Regions from separate parts of the Homo sapiens genome. Here region 1 is linked to region 2. Evidence: read pairs that join two places in POLR2A ChIA-PET (ENCODE). Cell type or tissue: PC-9. All regions are shown on one strand. Links, peaks and the distances in the headings refer to the core of each region. The heading gives the core; the rest is flanking DNA. Region 1 overlaps TRERF1 (transcriptional regulating factor 1). Region 2 overlaps TRERF1 (transcriptional regulating factor 1).

Evidence for each region. Peaks named below come from ENCODE experiments on the same cell type or tissue, not always from the same donor. Only the 100,000 strongest peaks of a DNase experiment are listed, where the experiment ranks them.
Region 1: POLR2A ChIA-PET joins it to region 2 with 13 read pairs; 6 of 35 experiments call an interaction of 5 or more read pairs at or near these places.

The regions. Positions count from the first base shown.
Region 1 is chr6:42,237,775-42,243,155 of GRCh38, forward strand. All of the region lies in intron 15 of TRERF1 (transcriptional regulating factor 1), which reads right to left. Among named protein-coding and RNA genes, the nearest start is that of MRPS10, 23 kb to the left of the region's middle. RefSeq lists an enhancer at 4,096-4,678. In PC-9, for the core only: no CTCF peak of the experiment used is centred there; a DNase peak (open chromatin) is centred at 2,127; H3K27ac peaks cover 2,143 bases.
Region 2 is chr6:42,289,868-42,295,248 of GRCh38, forward strand. The region is part of intron 4 of TRERF1 (transcriptional regulating factor 1); the gene reads right to left. Among named protein-coding and RNA genes, the nearest start is that of MRPS10, 75 kb to the left of the region's middle. In PC-9, for the core only: no CTCF peak of the experiment used is centred there; DNase peaks (open chromatin) are centred at 2,354 and 5,064; H3K27ac peaks cover 3,681 bases.

The DNA.
Region 1 (5,381 bases), core at 99-5,098, 52 kb before region 2:
TTTGGGGTGTGTGTGTGAGAGAGGGAGACAATGCCAGTATGTATGTGGCATTTAGTAGCCCCTCACTGTTTCAGTATTGTCCTTATTTAATATCACATACATGTATACTTGCGATGCAGTATGAACAGGGTGTATTTAAGAAATGGCTTCAGTTTCCATTGGTAAACAGGATTAATTAGTAATGATCACATTTGTTAGAAGACCTCAGTGAACACTGATGTAGGCCTAGTACATTTGACAAAGTGGTTTATGATCTAAGCAGCCAGCCTCTTACTAGTATAGAACATACAGGTTGATTTCACTTAGGTGGTCTTATTTCTGTAAGACTCCACCATCTTTCCACCCCAAAGAGTTTCAGGTAAAACCATGTTATGTCAAACTGGGACTTTGTGGTCTCAAACATTAAGTAGCCCATGGCCTACAGTTTGGCATTTAAAAATAATTACACACAACAGATGACAATGCCATTTGTTTCATGGTATTTGTTATAATGACAATTTTCTCACAATGCCATTGTTTGGCTTAAACATTCTTAGAAGAAATGTTCCATATAGCCACAAAATTATAAGTCACACTGTACCATGATTATGTATGTCTCAGGAATTTAGATAGGTGTTATTTCAACTGGCAATCTATAAATCACAAAATGATTTACCATCAAACCACATGGCTCACCAAAGTGACTAAGAGATACAAAAATACAAGAACAAAAATCTTAACATGTAGAACTTCGTAACAACAAGTTGGTCATTTTATGATATATTGTGAAACAAAACACTTACTATATTCCAAAATTAGAAGGTGGGCAAATATGGGGGTGGGGAGGAGGCCATACATTTAACATGGTGCTCAGACCCTCGAGTGTCCACAATAAGAGTTTCTTGAGGAGGATATTTTTATTTCCCAAGCATGCAAATGGAATTCATATTATGAGAAATTGGTAAGTCAGAATACAAATGCTCAACAACCCAAATCTGCTCAAAGACACAAATTTGTGTGTTAGTCACTAATAATAATGATGACGATGACAACATTGAATGCCTGCTGAGAATCATGCATTTCACACACACACACACACACACACACACACACACACAATTTCTAGTTCTCATAACACTGTAAAATTTTTTCATTTTTAAACAAATGAGGAAATTGACCCAATAAATAAGTTTCTCAAGGTCACACAGCTGGTAAAAAAGTTGAACTGAGATTCAAAACCTGGCCTATCTTATTCCAAAACCTCAACCTTCTTCACTCTTTGGTCTGGCTGCACATGTCCACAGGTGCATGTTTATCCATCTGTAAATGGCTTAGAGATCCTAAATCTCTCAATATTACTGGAACCAGCTGCTTTGAAATGCCAAAGGGAAGGAGGATGTTTCCCAAGGCCCCCATCAATGGACTGTGCTGTAGGTAACTGTGCTGACATCATGGTGAGTTCTACCTTTGCCCTTGGAGCCCTGATTGCTGTTTTCCACAGTCAGTTAACTGCCTCAGTTGGTTTCTTGAATTGTGCTAAATTTTGATCACAGCCAGCCCCATATATTTGTCCTGAGTCGGGGAGCATGAGCACAGGCAGGGGACAGGAAGGTGTGGCCAGCACCTTCTCCTCTCACCTCATTAACAGAACCCATCTTGGCTCCCTGCCTCTGCTTCCAGTCACACTGCCCCTGCTGAGTGAGCAGCTGTGCTCTGTTGACCTCCCGGCTACTTAGCTAAAGGGCAATCATTCCTTTCAAACCTCCTTCTTTTCCCCTCTCAAGTCCTCAATAATCCCTGAACCACCTGAGCATGTTCCTTCATGTTCCATCTGGAGGGAAATGGTCACCCGCCCTTACGTAAAACATTGAAGATACATGATCAGGAGAGCTATCCCAGGTGTCCCAGGCAGGCCCCGAGGACAAAGAGTAGGACCACATCTTAGGACTGTGCCTTGCACACCCTCCCCAGGCGCACCCTCCCCAGGATCCCCATGATCCCAATTTTTCATCTCCACTCGGCAAACTATGCTTAGAAGGCTGACTGTGCACACAGTGCCCACAAAGGAGCTGTGAGCTGCCATATTGGCCTTTAATCAAGATTTTCTTGTTTTTTTTTTGTGGGCCTGAGTCATCTCTGCACATAAGCCTTTTGCTCTCCCTAAGCTCACAAGTAATGAGGGTGTGGACACTCCTGGCCCAGCCTAACACTGGCTCCTGGTGAATAAACCCAAGAGGGTGTGGCCCCTTGGGCACCCTCTTACCCTCTCCTCCTTAATCTGAAGCTTCACGCCGGCCTGGGTCTCCCTACCCATCTTCGAAGCCCAGGCAGTCCGAGACGGTGCCTCTGCCTTGTGTGGAAACATCTTTGTTAGTGTCACTCCTCTGCTCAGCATCCCCTTGTTCATTCCATCTCCCTCCAGTGAATTCACAGAAGGAATGTTTATGAATCAGAGCAACTCCTATCTTCGAAAAATATTCACTCATTCATTTAACAAACATTTATTGAGTGACTGTATTATGCCAGGCACTGTGCACTGTCCTAGGCACTTGATAACACCCAAGCCTAAGATACACCAATTTACCTTAGAAGACCATATTCTCTGATTTTGCCCCTCTTCCAAAACACGGCACTGACAGAGCCCAGAACATTCCAGAATTGGAAGGGACTTTCTAAATCATTTAAATCATCTGGCCATTTTACAGACCAGCAAGCCTAGGAGCAAAGCCTAGGTCTTCAAGGCTAGGAATCTTTGTGCTTCCTTGTTTACTGTCTCTTCTACTCATTTGGAAAGCAATGCTCTGTGTGACCTGGGGCAAGCCCCTTCCTCTCTCTGGGTCTCAACTTTCTTCCTGTAAAATGGTGAAATTGGGTGAAAGAGTCCTTAACGCTGCATCTAAGACTTTCTGGATCTCATTGCATACTGCTTTTAAACACTCTTGGGGTTCATGGTGTATTTCCACTTACATGTGTTATATCTTCCCAACAAGGACATATGTTCTGTGTGGTCGGGGGAGAGGAGGGAAGGGCCATTTAACATCCCGGGTTACCCACAGCACTACATACACATTGCTGTTTACATTGTGGGAGTTCAACTGCTTTTAGTTGACTGAACTGGAGGAGAGCATACTGTTTTTTGTTTTTTGTTTTTTTTTCTGAGATGTAGTCTCACTCTGTTGCCCAGGCTGGAGTACGGTGGCGCAATCTCTGCTCACTGCAACCTCCACCTCCCGGGTTCAGGCAATTCTCCTGCCTCAGCCTCCTGAATAGTGGGGACTACAGGCGTGCACTACCACGTCCAGTTAATTTTTTAGTAGAGATGGGGTTTCACCATGTTGGCCAGGGTGGTCTCGATCTCCTGACCTCGTGATCCACCTACCTTGGCCTCCCAAAGTGCTGGGATTACAGGTGTGAGCCACAGTGCCTGGGTGATCACATGTTTTTTAAAACATTAGGCCACAAACGAGCAAAAGACTATTCTGATATCATACATCACTACTTAAATGAGTCAAACAAAAGCCCTGGTCACAAGAAATCCTGAATGTAGAATACTGCCATCTCTGATTGAAAAAAATAGCAATACCATTCTATTCTACAGATTTCTACTTTCTCTGTTATTTGGGCTCAAATATAAATGTATTTATGTATGTATATTTCATAGCTAGGATCAATTATTAGTTAGAAGCATAGGCTTTGAAGCATTAATGAGTCCAATTTTTTTTTTTCAGATGGAGTTTTGCTCTCGTTGCCCAAGCTGGAGTGCAATGGTGCAATCTCGGCTCACCGCAACTTCTGCCTCCTGGGTTCAAGCGATCCTCCTGCCTCAGCCTCCCGAGTAGCTGGGATTACAGGTGTGTGCTACCACGCCTGGCTAATTTTTTGTATTTTTATTAGAAATGGGTTTCACCATGTTAGCCAGGCTGGTCTCGAACTCCTGACCTTAGATGATCTGCCCACCTTGGCCTCCCAAACTGCTGGGATTACAGGTTTGAGCCACCGTGCCTGGCCAAGTCCAAATTTTTTATACTTCTTTAAGAAAATGTGTGGCCAGGTGCAGTGGCCTGAGATTACAGGGGTGAGCCTGTAATCCCAGCACTTTGGGAAGCCAAGGCAGGAGGACTGCTTAAGCTCAGGAGTCTGAGAACAGCCTGGGCAACAAAGTGAGACGTTGTCTCTACAAAAAATTAAAATATGAGTGGGGCGTTGTGGTGTGTGCCTGTAGTCCCAGCTACTCAGGTGGCTGAGGTGGGAGGATTGCTTGAGCCCAAGAAGTTGAGGCTGTAGTGAGCTATGATCATGCCGCTGCATTCTAGCCTGAGCGACAAAGTGAGACCCTGTCTCAAACAAACAAAAGAAAATTTGCATCTGACTGCTCTTAACTACACAAGGGAATCAGGCTTAACAACACGCTCAGCAGCTGTGTGACTATGGCCAATTTGCTTAAGCTCTGTGCTTCAGTTTCCTACTGCATAGAATTGGTATTAAATGAATTACATTGGATTAAATGAGTCAATATTTATAAAGTCCCTAACACAATGCCTGGCACATGAAAACTGCTGTTTCACTGTCTGTTAAAGAAAATAACACACATACATGTGCTAACCCTTACAACTGGGGCACAATTGGGAATGAAAATATAATTTCAAATATTTACATAATTCATGAATTCCCAATACTTTCACTGATGGTGACAAAAGCTAGAGTTTAGTAATGTCAGACATAATTTTTATATACACATATATGGTAGGTAATGTTTTCCACAGAGTGTGAAAAGGAGATTTCCCATGGCTATGGATGCAGGGTGGAGAGTTAATTGCAAGGATCACAAGTGATAGTAATCATCAAAGCCACACATACAGGGTTCAGAGACTAGTTAGGTCTTCTTGTGTCTTTGGTACGTACTTAATGTGCAGTTGACTGTGGACTGTCTGCTAATGAAGGAAATCAATACCAGGGATAATGGTGATGTAAGGATTAGAATCATCTACATGCAGCGAATTAGTTCCTTAATGATGGAGGGTTCCTGGCACTACCTAGAGGTCAAAGCTCCTCTTGCTCATGCTTTACAGACTGTGGCAAAATCCCAGGGACCCTTTCTGAGGCACATTATGGGCTCAGGTCAGTAGCATCTATGACATGGAAAGATCAAAAAAGAATATTCCAGGGGGTCAGGACACCACCCAATCATAAACCAACAAACCCAAGGCTGGGACCATCCTTGGTTTAATTCTTCTGGCTCCTAGCTGCCTTGAAGCGGGCACCAGCCCTCACCTCTGTTTCTGAACACTGAGCTACAGGCCAAACCTATGGACTTCTTTCCTTTAAACCTACTCAGGAGGGTAGGTCCTGAATCCTGCAGGAGAGCTGGGCTGTTGTCACCTCCTTCCTCTGGCTATCTTGGC
Region 2 (5,381 bases), core at 198-5,197:
GGGGTGTTTTGGGGTGAACCTGACAGGATTAATGATAGAAGGGACTTATGGGGGTACAGGAGGAGGAGTCAGATGTGACCTAGATGTCAGGTTCACATCTATGAAGCGTGGAGCACTGGGAGAGCTGTTTCACATGGAGACCTCAACAGGAGCTGTCACCGTGGCAGCTGGACCGAGGTTCCAAGGCCCAGAGAGGTTTGTGAGGCCCCTGAGAACAGGCAGTCACTGAAGGCAAGAACATGAAGAAGGGCGGCCAGCACGCCGGTGAACATGGGCCCAGCGCTCAGGGGTCATGTCTTCCTCACACCAGTCAGCACACCGCTTCAAACTGTTTCTTTTGTCTCCTCCATCAAACTAGGACTGCTTCTAAGGAGTGCCTCATGGTCAGCAGAATACCTGGCACCCACTGGGTGCTAAGAACATGACAGAGGAAGGCAGGGAGGGAGGGAGGACGTCGCGACTTTTGCTTCCACAGTAAACTCAGAGCCAATCACCTCAATTCACAACAGAAGCCGATTTCTTCCTCTTGCCCTAGTCAGCTGCCCCTCGCCTGTGGCCAGCCCTCCCCAGCAACTGCTTTTGAGAAGTTGCTCTAAATCACTCTAAATCATCCAAGTGTGTGAGCACACACATGCATTTGCACACAAATCTCCTTCTGATCAACCCTGGGAACATGATTTGTGGTGATGGTGTATTGACAACACACTCATCAACTGTCAGCTCAACATGTCTAAATATTATGTCCCATCACCCAGAACATCATTTTTTTTAATTAAAAAAAAGTTAAGTGGCAATCTCACAGCAAGGAGAGAAGAAGGAAAAAAAAAGCCACAGGTTAGAGAAAATTAATTTATCCTTTTTTCCATTTCTTTCCTTTTTTTTTTTTTTTTTTTTTTTGAACAGAAGAGTAAAAAGCTCATAATTGCATCTCTTTAACAGCCCTGGGATGGGGAAATCAGTGCTGGGATGTGGGGTGGCCTGCTCCAGTGACCACATGGTGTGTTTGCTTGACATCAGTGGAGCTCCCGGCTTGGAGACCAGTCTCCCTGGGCCACAGTCACGAACCCTCTGGCCCGGTGTAAAGTCGCTGAGAAGGACACCAAAGAATTCGTGAAAGGGTGTGCATGTCCTCATGGCCAATAATAACATTCTAGAAAATATTTCATAATAACATTCTTGAAAATATTGCAAAAAGAATGGACATATACTATTTTGTTCTGTGAGGTCACAACAAACCTATGAGGTCAGAACTGTCTTCTCTGTTTGAAAGGAGGAAATTAACATGCAGGGGATGAACTTCCCAAGGTTGCATGATTGGTGATGAAGGGCTAAGCCCCCAACCCTCTGATACTCTGCGGTGCCTCTTGTCCTCCCATTGCAGATCTGTTCAGCATGAAGCTACTTCCTCCTTGCAGGATCCTTCCAGCTTTTATCACTGGTTTTTGAAGGGCCAAGGAGAGAAAGTCTATGCCGTAGTACAGGCACGTCCCATGAATCTGGCTGTCAGCTCCTAGCAAACTTCAACGCTCTAGTGTTTAGCCATGAACTTGGAAGTGTGAAAAAGAAGCTGATGCACTTTACACTAAAAAAAAAAAAAAAAGGTTCTAGGCTTAAAAGCTCCAGTTATCTGGACAAGTTTTTTGTTTTGTTTTGTTTCGTTTTTGTTGTTTGTTTGTTTGTTTTTGAGATGGAGTTTCGCTCTGTCACCCAGGCTGGAGTGCAGTGGCACAATCTCGGCTCACTGCAAGCTCTGCCTCCTGGGTTCACGCCATTCTCCTGCCTCAGCCTCCCAAGTAGCTGGGACTACAGGCGCCTGCCACCACGCCCGGCTGTTTTTTTTTTTTGTGTGTGTATTTTTTAGTAGAGACGGGGTTTCACCATGTTAGCCAGGATGGTCTCGATCTCCTGACCTCATGATCCACCCGCCTCGGCCTCCCAAAGTGCTGGGATTACAGGCATAAGACACTGCGCCCGGCCCTGTCTGGACAAGTTTTTACTCATCAGGAATATCTCATTGGAGAGAAACAAATGGATTAGATGACAAATATTTTCCTCATGGAAACACCAAGAGCACTGCTTCTGGAGTCAAAGATTGGGGTTCAAATCTCAACGTTCCACTGGCATAGTGAGTCCCTCCAGCAGGCCTATCTAACTTCGCTTTTGAGCCTCAATTTTGACATCTGTAAAACAGTAATAATAATACCTACTGTTCTGGGTTTCTGAGAAGATTAAACAAGAGAAGGTACAGGACACATGTGCTCCCAGGGAGGACTCGAGCAGTCTCATTGCCTGGGGTGGGGTTTCTGTTGTTTTGTTTTGACGTGGGTTACAGTTTAGACCAGGCTCAATGACTCAGGCATGATTGAGTTGGTTTGGTTATTTGTTTCCTGGACAACCTTCAGCCCTCCTTTTGTTTCAATCAGCAGAATGTTGCTCAGGGGCAGAAATTGCCAGGAGTGGACGCAGGAGGGAAGAGAGAAGGGCAGCCTGGGCCCTTTGGGATAGGGACCAATGACCTTGCTTACTCTAACATCCCCTGAAAGCACCTGTGTCCAGGGCACATTCATTTTATCCACAATGATGATCCAGAGACATCAAGGAAAGGCCATAGTTCGTTCAGTAGAATTGTTCACTGACAGCAGGAAACAGAATGCAAACATGCACATGACTGGCTCATCCTTGCAGGAAGTCCGAGAGAGAGAGGCCTACAAGTCTACACTGGTCAGTGCAATTCAAGGGGTGCAAAAGAGGGAATTGGTGTGGCCACGGGTCAGGCTGAGTTCTCTAATTTGGTGTTACTGGTAACGAAGGTGGTTTTCTACTTTCTGGGATATGGCTCTCAAGCAGTTCAAGACCCCCGAAGAGGAAATGAGACGCAATTATTTAGTGGCAATCTAAAGCTTAATTGTATCCAGTAGAATATCACTTTACCTGGTATCACCACCTAAAAAAGTTAGAAGGGGTGGGCCCTGTTAGCTGGAGTCATTTCAGTTCCTCTATGATACCAGATAAAGTGATATTCTACTTCGTTTTCTGTTTCAAGAGGGTACCCAGCTCTCCAATTCCAGAAAATTGGTAGTAACTCTGTCCGTATATACCATTTCCTTACTTTTAGTTACAGCCTTTCCTGCTTAAATGACATCCCCCTTTAAGGAACTGGGGACACACTGCCTGGAAGGGCTGTCCCAGGAAATCGGGTCTGGAGTGGCCTCTGTGGCCACATGTGCCACCTGATCTGATGGGCACATGGGCCTTCCCTGGTGGAAGCTCCTGACTCCCTCAGAGCTCATGCCAGCCTCACAGACGTGGAAAAAGAAAAAACGAGGCCAATCTAACCCTGACAGTTTGTGGGGGACACTCTCATACCCATTATTTCTCTGTGAGGCAGGCCCAGCAGGAGGTTTTATTTCCACCTTGAGATAAGCTATGGAAGCTCCGAGGGAGGAAGAGAGAGTTCCAAAGGATCACACATCCTGGTAGAAGCCAACTCAAGGGAGATGAGAACCAAAGGCGCCCGGTCCCAGGCCAAAGAGCCTCCAAAGACCACAAACCACTGCTACTAGAACGAGGCCAGAGCCTCCACATGGCTTGAGTGTTGTCCAAAAATACAAACAAGAAGACATCACTGAAGTGCAAAGAAACAAACTCCTATTTGTTTCTATTTCATCCATAAAAATGTCACAGCTTTCTCTGAATAGCTCTCATGTTGTCCTCCTTTTTCTCTCCACTCTTGGCCTCCTGGACCTGAACCAAGTCTCTCCCTCTCCTCTTAGTTCCGTGAACACAGATTATCTCCCTCTTCACGGGACAGTCACAGGAAATCTAAACATTTTCAGATGGGGTTCTTTTAAGCCCACTTCCCCTGTCCTCCACCCACCCCCCACCCTGTTGCTGTGTATTCAGGAAATGCAAACCCAATATAAAGATAACCCGGACCAAACAGAAAGAGAGATGTGCCCTGTGACCTGGTTGGGCAAATGACTTCCCCTCCTTGCACCTCAGACTCACCTTCTGCAGAATAAAGTTGGACCTGAGGAGCTCCAAGCCTCTGTTGGACGAATCCCCTGAGACCCTGCCTGGCCTGTCCCAGGACACTGAACAATCTTGGGCCAGGATATCAGGATATTGAGATACTAGGGTTTCCCACCAATGACACCTGATCCCTAAGGATCTGAGCCCTTTGGGGAAACAATGCTAGAAGTCAGGATGTCTGGATTGCAGTCTCAGTTCTGCCATCTTTTGGAAAAGAGAAGAGAGTGAGTAGGGGTAGGAATTAGGGGTAAGAAGTAGGGGTAGCTCTAGCTATAATGTAATTTTTTTTTTTTTTTTTTTGAGACGGAGTCTCGCTCTGTCTCCTGGGCTGGAGTGCAGTGGTGCAATCTCAGCTCACTGCAACCTCCGCTTCCTGGGTTCAAGCAATTCTGCCTCAGCTTCCTGAGTAGCTGGGATTACAGGCGTGCGCCACCACGCCCGGCTAATTTTTTTTTGTATTTTAGTAGAGACAGGGTTTCACCATATTGGCCAGGCTGGTCTCGAACTCCCGGTCTCATGATCCGCTCGCCTCAGCCTCCCAAAGTGCTAGGATTACAGGCATGAGCCACCGCGCCCGGCCTTAATGTTGCAATTAAAAAAAATAGAATAATGGCTATGACTGGTATAATAATATAATGAAATGTTTTTAGAAAGGTTCCACCAATGGTGAGAAGGAGCCAACGGCCAATCTCCAGGGCAGCACGTGAAGATTTGATGTAGAGCATATTTCCACCACTTTTATGTGGCTCTTTAAGCACAGGAGCTCTTGGCCTGGGGCACCTCCTGTCTCTATACCCGCAATAACCCTGGCACCCCAAACTCCTCAGATAATGTGTCCCCTGACTTCCTGGTCCTGAAAAGGGTCTCCGTCTGCATCTAGGACAATCCATTGTTGCAATGTACAGAGCTAGCTGACAAACAGAACCCAACCTGAGGTGTCATCTGATGAAGAATGTTTAATCTACCAGGTAAGCTCTCCATGGGCAAGGTCAGTTGGATGGCATTAGTAATCAACCTTGGCTCACGGCTCTGAGTAACCAGAATACAGAAGGGGCAGGAAGGATGAATCATGATCAGGACAGAGGCTGTTAATAGACTTTGAGGTTTGCTGGTGGGAACAAGGGGTGGGGTGGGGCTGGGCATTTAACTCCATGCAAACAGGCTTGGCCACTCGGCTGGGCTGGAAATGTCCAATCATCTTGGGAGACTGGGATAACAAAGAAGCCCCCTCCCTAACTCTAACAATGTCCCTGCTTAGTCCCCCTAGAAACCTTCACCCTTCTAAATATTTGAGCAATGCCTGGAAAAAGATAAGAGGTGAACTTCAAATAATTTTTTGGTGCTCCCAA